Linked DNA regions of Homo sapiens: region 1 is linked to region 2. The links are chromatin loops, found by intact Hi-C in ENCODE. Cell type or tissue: MCF 10A. All regions are shown on one strand. Links, peaks and the distances in the headings refer to the core of each region. The heading gives the core; the rest is flanking DNA. Region 1 overlaps ATP8A2 (ATPase phospholipid transporting 8A2). Region 2 overlaps LOC105370121 (a long non-coding RNA gene).

Evidence for each region. A loop is a pair of places that touch in the nucleus more often than their neighbours do. Peaks named below come from ENCODE experiments on the same cell type or tissue, not always from the same donor. Only the 100,000 strongest peaks of a DNase experiment are listed, where the experiment ranks them.
Region 1: a loop joins it to region 2, with 7 times the contacts of the local background. A loop is called at or near these places in 37 of 110 quality-filtered maps.

The regions. Positions count from the first base shown.
Region 1 is chr13:25,374,119-25,378,514 of GRCh38, reverse strand. All of the region lies in intron 1 of ATP8A2 (ATPase phospholipid transporting 8A2), which reads right to left. Among named protein-coding and RNA genes, the nearest start is that of ATP8A2, 4.3 kb to the right of the region's middle. In MCF 10A, for the core only: a CTCF peak has its summit at 2,590 (motif pointing right); a DNase peak (open chromatin) is centred at 2,584.
Region 2 is chr13:25,230,887-25,235,282 of GRCh38, reverse strand. The region is part of intron 1 of LOC105370121 (a long non-coding RNA gene); the gene reads left to right. Among named protein-coding and RNA genes, the nearest start is that of LINC01053, 52 kb to the right of the region's middle. In MCF 10A, for the core only: a CTCF peak has its summit at 2,126 (motif pointing left); no DNase peak of the experiment used is centred there.

The sequences.
Region 1 (4,396 bases), core at 230-4,229, 140 kb before region 2:
AAATTCAGGCAACCTGAAACAAACCAATCAAAATGGCATAAATCTTCCTGCAATATTTTACCATATTCCTGAATGCAGCTTTTTCTACACTCACCTGGGAATGATTGTGATGGAAAGCAAAATGGGCAGTATTTATAAACTAATGATTACAAAAAAAAAAATGCAAAACTCTGGAAAAAAAACAGAGTTAATGAGGATTAGATCACTTTTTAGCATGAAATATTATATGATAAGCTTTACAGGGGCAGTAAGGGAGGGAAGAAATGAACCGTCAGAGCAAGAGACCTATTCACATAAACAAGCACACATGTATCTATGGTAATATTGGGCCCAGTAACCCTCCCCCACCACAGCTGGGGAGTGACCAGCATCATTCATGTGCTCTTTTTTTTTTTCTTTAGAGGAAGGGTCTCGCTCTGTTGTCCAGGCTGGAATGCACTGGTGCAGTAGCTCATTGCAGCCTCAAATTCCTGGGCTCAAGCAATCCTTCTGCCTCAGCCTCTCAAGTAGCTGGGACTACAGGCATGTGCCACAATGCCTGGCTATTTATAATTTTTTTGTAGAGATGGGGTCTCACTATGTTGTACAGGCTGGTCTCGAACTCCTGGCCTCAAGTGAACCTCCCACCTGGGCCTCCCAAAGTGCTGAGATTACACACGTGAGCCAACAGGCTTGGCCATTCAAGTACTGTTTTGTTTTGTTTTGCTTTGTTTTGTTTTGTTAGAGAGAGAGTCTCACCCTGTTGCCCAGACTGGAGTGCAATGGTGCAATCTTGGCTCACCACAACCTCCACCTCACAGACTCAAGTCATTCTCCTGCCTCAGCCTGCCGAGTTACAGGGATTACAGGCACGCACCATTACCACTTGGCTAATTTTTGTACTTTTAGGGTTTCACTATGTTGGCCAGGCTGGTCTTGAACTCCTGACCTCATATGATCCACCCGTCTCGGCCTCCCAAAGTACTGGGATTGCAGACATGAGCCACTGTGCCCAGCCATCCAGGTACTTTTACGACAGATCTATGCAGGCAGACCCAGGCAGCCACTGGGGTGTGACAGGTCCCCACTCCTTACTCTATTCCTGGAAGGGCTCTCTCCTGTCCTGGAGTAGGTCCTGTTTCTGTGTTTGCCCTTGATAATGATGGGGAGAAACTCCCAAGGCATGGAAGTGAGATCACTTTTATTTTTAGCCCTTCTTAATGGTTGTTAACATTTGTGCTGAGCACTTTTCCCAGCCTAAGTGGATGTAAATAACATCTTGTATCCAGTGTGGTATTGACCAGAAGTTATATTTAGTAAATGTAAAGATCCAAGGAGGAAGAATAGAGACCCTTCTTTAGAGGCACTGTATACACTTCGTCTCATAAATGCTTAAAAACTTTTTCGAAAATAACTGTAAAATATTCCATTTGTCTAGCTGGCACCTCTGAGGAGGGTTTAAGATAACACATCCGTTGTAAATGTAAAATCAATTACTGGACAACGGAAGGCGTCCGCAGAGGTGCTTATTGGCCACCTGTGGGGTAGAAGACGGCCTTGTAGTCAGGACTTCTTTCAACAGAAGGTGATGACCTTCAGAGCCACTACAGGATGAACACTCTGTCCAGAATCAGAGCTCCTGGTGAGTAAGCGCTTATTTCTGCAATCATTTACACCTGGATAATGACAGTAAAAGAACATTTAAATTCTCCTGTGATGACTATGAGGTCCTCTCCTAGTTAGGCCTCCATCATTAGATTTAGAAAGGAAAATAATAACAAAAGTTTTGCCAATTCTTCTATTACATAGGATAAATACCTAGCTGGAGGACTTTGCCTTAGATGACGATGGGCAGCATGGGAGAAATCTAACATGTTGTCGATATCATCTTGATAATGTGTCAGTTAGTGCATGCACTTATATGCACATACCCACAGACCACTACCAACCACCCATGAAGTGCAAATTCTTATTTTTATCTTTATCTGTAACAGAGGTAAATGAATCTTTTGAATGCCATATAGGTAGAAATGACAGTGTTAAAACCTGAATTCAATTCTCTTTAACCCTAAATTCTGGGGTTTTAACCCCTAGATATACTGCCCTTAAGAAACTTCCAAACAGAATCTAGACCATTAGACCAAGTCCAAAAACTGCCCATGACAGAGTTCAGTAAAATCTGTAATTACTGAGCACACAAAGGGTAGTATAGGAAATGGAAGCAGGAGAAATTAGATTATTATCTTTATTTCTTATCAAGGAAGAGAAAACCATATAGAATCAATGAGCGTATTCTGTTGCATTTAGATCTGATATTGAACTAGGCAGGTGGGCAATGATAAGAACCACACTGGACTTGCTAATTAGCTTGTCCTGACAGAAATTAAGCAGCAAGTAAGGAATTTCTCCGAATTTTTTTTTCATTTGTAAAGTGAAGGGATCAGACCATCTCTGAGATATCCTCCAGCTATTACATTCTCACATTAGCACGGCTTGTATTTTCAGCTGCCCTGATTCTCCTCCTTGAAACTTGGGGCAGGTTGTTCTGGCAAAAACAGAAAACACACATTAAAAAATACCTTTGATGACCAGCAGAGGGCAGGGTGAGTTGGGTGTGGAATTTAGAGGAGGGCTCCAGGGGCAGTTTCTAGAAGGTTTGTAGTCCTGGTCCAAACGGTGGCTCACGCCTGTAATCCCAGCACTTAGGGAGGTCGAGGTGGGTGGATCACGAGGTTAAGAGATCGAGACAATCCTGGCCAACATGGTGAAACCCCGTATCTACTAAAAATACAAAAATTAGCTGAGTGTGGTGGTGGGAGCCTATAATCCCAGCTACTTGGGAGGCTGAGGCAGCAGAATTGCTTGAACCCGGGAGGCGGAGGTTGCAGTGAGCCGAGATCACACCACTGCACTCCAGCCTGACGACAGGCTCAAAATAAAAAAAAAAAAAGAATATTTGTAGTCCTCTGGGTTCTGCACTTGGTCTGTGCACTTCCTGCCTGCCCGTTCTTTCACTAAGTCCAGAAATGCGGTAAGATAGGGAAGAGCTTCTGCCATAGACAGCACTGATGCTGTCGTCCATAGAAAACAACTTCCTTCCTTTCTGTCCCCACTCCTCCCCTCCCACAACCCCCAACACCCATATTCACATGTACACCCTTAATTTCCTTACTCATCTGGGTCAAGGTGAGAGAAGAGAGTTGAGAGCTCTTCCCACGTGCACTGTAGTCACTGCCTAGACCATAAGCTCTGTGAGACACACTGCTGTGTTCCCTGCTCTGTCTCTAGCACCTAGAACCATGCCGGGCACATAGAAGGCACTGATATATATTTGTCACTGACTTTGTTTCCATTCTAAGGGGCTCCACCCTGAGCAGACTGTAAGCACTATACGGGCAAGAGGATCCCCATGGTCACAAATCTTTGGATTTTCATCATTTGGTAAAATGAGACACACTGGCACCAAGTAGATATTTGGGGAAAGCTAAAACTGATCAAAGTGCAATTGAATATGCAGAACAAGATAAGAGTCAAAGATGGCTCAGACAAGAAAATATTCCAGAATTATTTTTAAAAATAGTATACAGCTCAGCATATACTCTTGAAGCTGACTGTGATCTGCAATCCTTTCATCATTAGTTTATTTTTTAATAATGAGAAGTAGCAGACTTCACTAAAAATCACACATCTTTGTTTAGTATTTTTATGGGAGTACACGATTGTCAGGCCCTCTGCCCCTGTTTCCATCAGTGTCCCCAGGAGCCCACACTATGCAGATCCTCTTTCTTCTCCATACATTATGCAAATACCCTAAACAGGCCCCATCTCAGAGCCTCCACTCTGTCTCCTGGAACTTTCAGCCTATCATCAGCAAGATCCCTCACAACCCGACCCCTCTGACTATTCCTGAAACTTCTTGCCTTAACTGCTCTGCCAGGAGGACCCTGCTTCTCACGGTTACTCTCAGATCACTGCCTTCCCCCCTGCTCCCTAAAAGCTTCCTGCGTTGATGTTCATGCCGTCAGACTGTAGAACAGTCTCAAAACAAAGCGACCTCTCTTGAACTCACATTTTCCTCCAGCTACCACTCGATCTGCTTCTCCCCCTGCCTTTTCTGCAATATTCACTCAAAAGAGTTTTCCGGACTTGCTGTTTCCAGTTCCTGTCCTGTTACTCTTACACCTGCTCTATTAGGCGTTCTTCCCCACAATGATATGTTAACAGCTCTTTTCAAGATCACCAGTGACCTCCACTTACATGACAGTTCTCCAGCCTCATCTTTATTGAGCTCAGCAGCACTGGGCACAGGTACACCCCACCCCTTCCTGAACATCTCCACACTGAGTTTCAGAGCACTCCCTCCGGGTTTCCGGGGACCTCCCTGGCCATCCTCTCAGGCCCCTTCTGTTGACCCTCA
Region 2 (4,396 bases), core at 145-4,144:
TGCCGTGAGCCAAGATTGCACCATTGCATTCCAGTCTGGGCAACAAAAGCGAAACTCCGTCTCAAAAAAAGATTAAGGAAGGACAGGGACCTTAACTTGAGGACAAACAGTAGGCTGATAACTATGATGCACCACTGTCTGCTGTGTGCTGGAGCCTGCTTCTGACTAATTGTGTAGTTCATTCTCCAAGGGCAAGATTTTATTTTCTAACAGCTTTATTGAGATATAATTTACGTACTTTAATATTCACCCATTTTAAATGTACAATTCAGTGATTTTTAGTAAATAGACAGTTTTGCAGCTGTCACTTCAATCCCATTTTAGAACATTTCCATCACTCCATAAGGCTCCTTCACACAAGAGGAAGGTGTAGTTTTTGGAATAAATGAAGGGAGGTGGTGTTTTTTGTGGAGAAAGTGCTGGCCCAAGGACCAGGAGAACCAGGACCTAGTTCCAGCTCTGCAATGGGCTCTGGGAAAGGCACCTCCCCACAGGGCCTCATTCCCTCACCTGTTACATGAAGGCATTGTTTGCCATGTTCCTTTACAGTTCTAAAATGTTGTGATTTAATTTAAGGAAGATCCAAGTATCTGGCAGTTCGAGAGGGACGCAATGGAGAAGAGAGATTTAAACTATAAGAGGAAAGGGAGTGTTTGCTAAGCAAATTATCGGAGGCATTCATGTGGGGAGTATGGGGAGTTAGTAAGGAGGGGAAGACTCAGGGCCTTCGAATCCAACCCAAGGATTTGAGTCCATCGACTGTCAGGGAGGTACCAGTGAAACTTTCGGTCATTCGTTTTTTTATAACAGAGAATGACCCAAGGTATGGTAGGCTGAAATGAGGTTCAAGTTTAAATCCTATCAATAGGAAGGAGAGTTTGAGCAAGTCAACCCCTGTAATCTTCTGCTTCTTTGTAGAGAATATCAACCTCACTGAATTGAAGTTAGTTGACAGGTATGTGTGAAGCACACAATCAGGCTTGGTGCCAAGTACTTGATGTTTTAATACAAAAGCTATTTTATGAATATTAATTTGGTAGCAACATAGTGAGTGGATTGGAGGAGAGCCGGTAGTTCAGTGTTTCTCAGAATCTGGTTCCCTGATCAACTGTGTCAGCATCACTTAGAGTACCTTGTTAAAAATGTAGACTCTTGAGCTCAGTCCCAGATCAGATGATCTGAGCATCAGACTGGGCCCTGAAGACCAGCATTTTCATAGGCTCCCAGGGGATGTTTATGCACATTTAAGAACCAGTGTGACAGGTTAGCCCTTAGTAAACATTACTTGTTTACTAAGTAAACAAGTTTACTTATTTTGCTGCAAGTTTACAAGTTTTGCTGCTGTAAATTACTGCTCTTATAGCATAAAGAAGTCTAGCTTGGGGAGGGGTCATCAAAGACTTCCTTTTGACCTGTTTGCATATAGGAGTAGGCTTTGGATGAATGTGTAGGCTCTAGCCAGGTAGGAAGGGGAAAGTTATCCAGTTAGAATATATATAGAGGCAAAGAAGGGACATCATGGCTTTTGGTGGGGAGCAACATATTTTAAAATATGATCATAATGAAAATGTGACTAGACAGTAGTAAGAGCTGTATTGGATGTCATATTGAGGAAGATGGAGAGGCAGTTTGGAGCTTTGGTTTTAAGCAAGAGTGATACAAGGTCAGATTGAATTTAGAGGGCCTAGGTATGAGCGTGGGTATAAAGCAGTGGTGACTTCCAGGTTTTTCACAGGCTGACTGGGATAGATGGGGCTGCCATTCATCTAGGAAGGGAATAGAAGAATCAGGTATGTGGGAAAGAGGCTTAGGTTTTAGGGGTATTACATGGAGATGTCTCTGAGACATCCAAGTGGAGCTATTTATACAAATTGGAATATGAGGCTGGTGTTAAGGGAAGAGATGTCAATTAGAGTGGGAAATCTGGAAGCCACCAGGTTATAGTGCAGAATTAAGCCATGGGCATGCATAAAATTTTTCAGTTCTTAGAATAAGATAAGAGATCTGAGAAGGAATCCCTCAAAACTGGGCAGACCTTAAGAAAAAACAGCAAAAGAGAGCGCACTGGAAAACCAAAGAGAGACAGGATCCAGGGAGGAAGTGTGATTGAGAAAATTATTAACTATGTCCAGTGCCACCTAGAGGTCATTTAAAGAGTAGAAATTGTCCCTGTCATTTTCATTTGGCAAGAGCAGTTTCAGTAGAGATTAGAGGCCGACATTAGGCAGTAGAGGCTTTATAGTTTAATGGGGGACATGAGTAAGTAGAGACCATGAATGCAGACTACATTTTTATCTTTATAACTTTTTTAATAAAATAACTGAAGTAGGACTGGGCATGGTGGCTCAAGCGTGTAATCCCAGCACTTTGGGAAGTCGAAGTGGGAGGACTGCTCGAGCCCAGGAGTTCAACACCAGCCTGAGCAACATAATGAGATTCCGTCTCTACAAAAATTTAGGTGTGGTGCCATGCATTTGTAGTCCCAGCTACTCGGGAGGCTGAATTGGGAGGATCGTTTGAGCCTAGGAGGTCAAGGCTACAGTGAGCCATGATCTCTCCACTGCACTCCAGACTGGGTGAAACAGCAAGACCCTGCCCCCCCACCAGAAAAAAAGAATTGGAAAAAGAGAATATATTAAAGATATCCTAGGGACTGGACATGGAAAAGGAAAAATGTCTCATTTCTTGTTCTGGACTATAAGGCTTTCTTTTAGTGGCAAGAAAGTGTTATTCTCTTTTTATCCTCGACACTTAAGCACAGTGCTTGCCATCCCGTTGGTGCTCAGGAAATCCTTATTGATTGAATAGATAGGTGGATGGATGGATATACAGGTCCAAACTTTTGAGGTTTTTTTTTTTTTAATTTTGGATTGAGTTGAGAAGAAATTTAAAGGAACCATGTTAAAATATTGCTACATACCAAGAATTATACTTTTAAATTTCAAATAGCCTGTGACTTTTCCATTTGCTAGAATTTCTCTCTTTTTTTTTTTCTTTTTCTTTATTTTATTTTGAAGCAGAGTTTCACTCTTGTTGCCCAGGCTGGAGTGCAGTAGTGCAATCTCGGCTCACTGCAACCTCCACCTCCCGGGTTCAAGCGATTCTCCTGCCTCAGCCTCCCAAGTAGCTGGGATTACATGCCTGGCTAATTTTGTATTTTTAGTAGAGATGGGGTTTTGCCATGCTGGCCGGGCTGGTCTCGAACTCCCGACCTCAGGTGATCCGCCTGCCTCTGCCTCCCAAAGTGCTGGGATTACAGGTGTGAGCGACTGCACCTGGCCCTTTTTTTCTTTTAATAGGCTTTCTCTTTCCTTCCTCCTAATTTGAGGCAAATATTTATTCTAAATATTTGAGTGCATTGCAGAGTTAGAAGCGAGTTAGGATTTTACAATTTGAATGTTAATGCTAGATAGAATGCAATATCATAATGGGATGCATCCAATATGGCTAAGAGCCTTCTGCCACTGGAGAGACCCCACTTAGAGGGCCTCTGTGCTCTGCAGCACCTCCTGGCAGTGGGGCTGGGATGGGGGGACTAGGGCCGCACCTCCAGGAGTCAGGCCAGGTGGCTCTTTGCCAAATGCTTTCTGAAAAAGTGCGATAGTAATAAATGTTTCATGCCCCTCCTTCCTGTGCAGCTACTAGGGAAGTGCTTTCGTCTTTGGGAGATGTAGTGTTTGTGGCTGTTTTCTCTGACTGTTCCCACTGCTTTAACCCAGTTTCTCACTCCGCAAGGGCCATTCATTTCTCCACTTACCCTTTCTCAAGGCATTTCACTCCAGATCCTCTGATTTAGTGTCCATTTTCAAGTCCCTGAGGATTTTGACTTGAACTAATAAATGTACAGCAGTTGCTCTTCCGGGACTTTATTTTATTTTTTTGAGATGGAGTCTCGCTCTGTCGCCCAGGCTGGAGTGCAGTGGCGCAATCTTGGCTCACTGCAAGCTCTGCCTCCCAGGTTCACGCCATTGTCCTGCCTCAGCCTCCCAAGTAGCTGGGACCACAGGCGCCCACCACCACGCCTGGCTAATTTTTTGTATTTTTAGTAGAGACGGGGTTTCACCGTGTTAGCCAGGATGGTCTCAATCACCTGACCTCGTGATCCGCCCACCTTGGCCTCCCAAAGTGCTGGGATTACAGGTGTGAGCCACCGCGCCCGGCCCCAGGACTATATTTTAAAGGATAAATATAAAAATAAAAGAGAGGAAGCTTCTCTGTATGGTGAAGATGAGTAAGTGGTAGAGGAACGGAACTCTCAGCTGTTTACATCTGACTCTGTTCGTTTAACCTCTTTGCCTAACCACGTGTTGGTAAGTGTTTCAGGTGTACTTTATTAGGACAAATTTTTGGTTCCTCCATGTGGTTAAGTGACACATGCATTAAATACTTTGCAAAG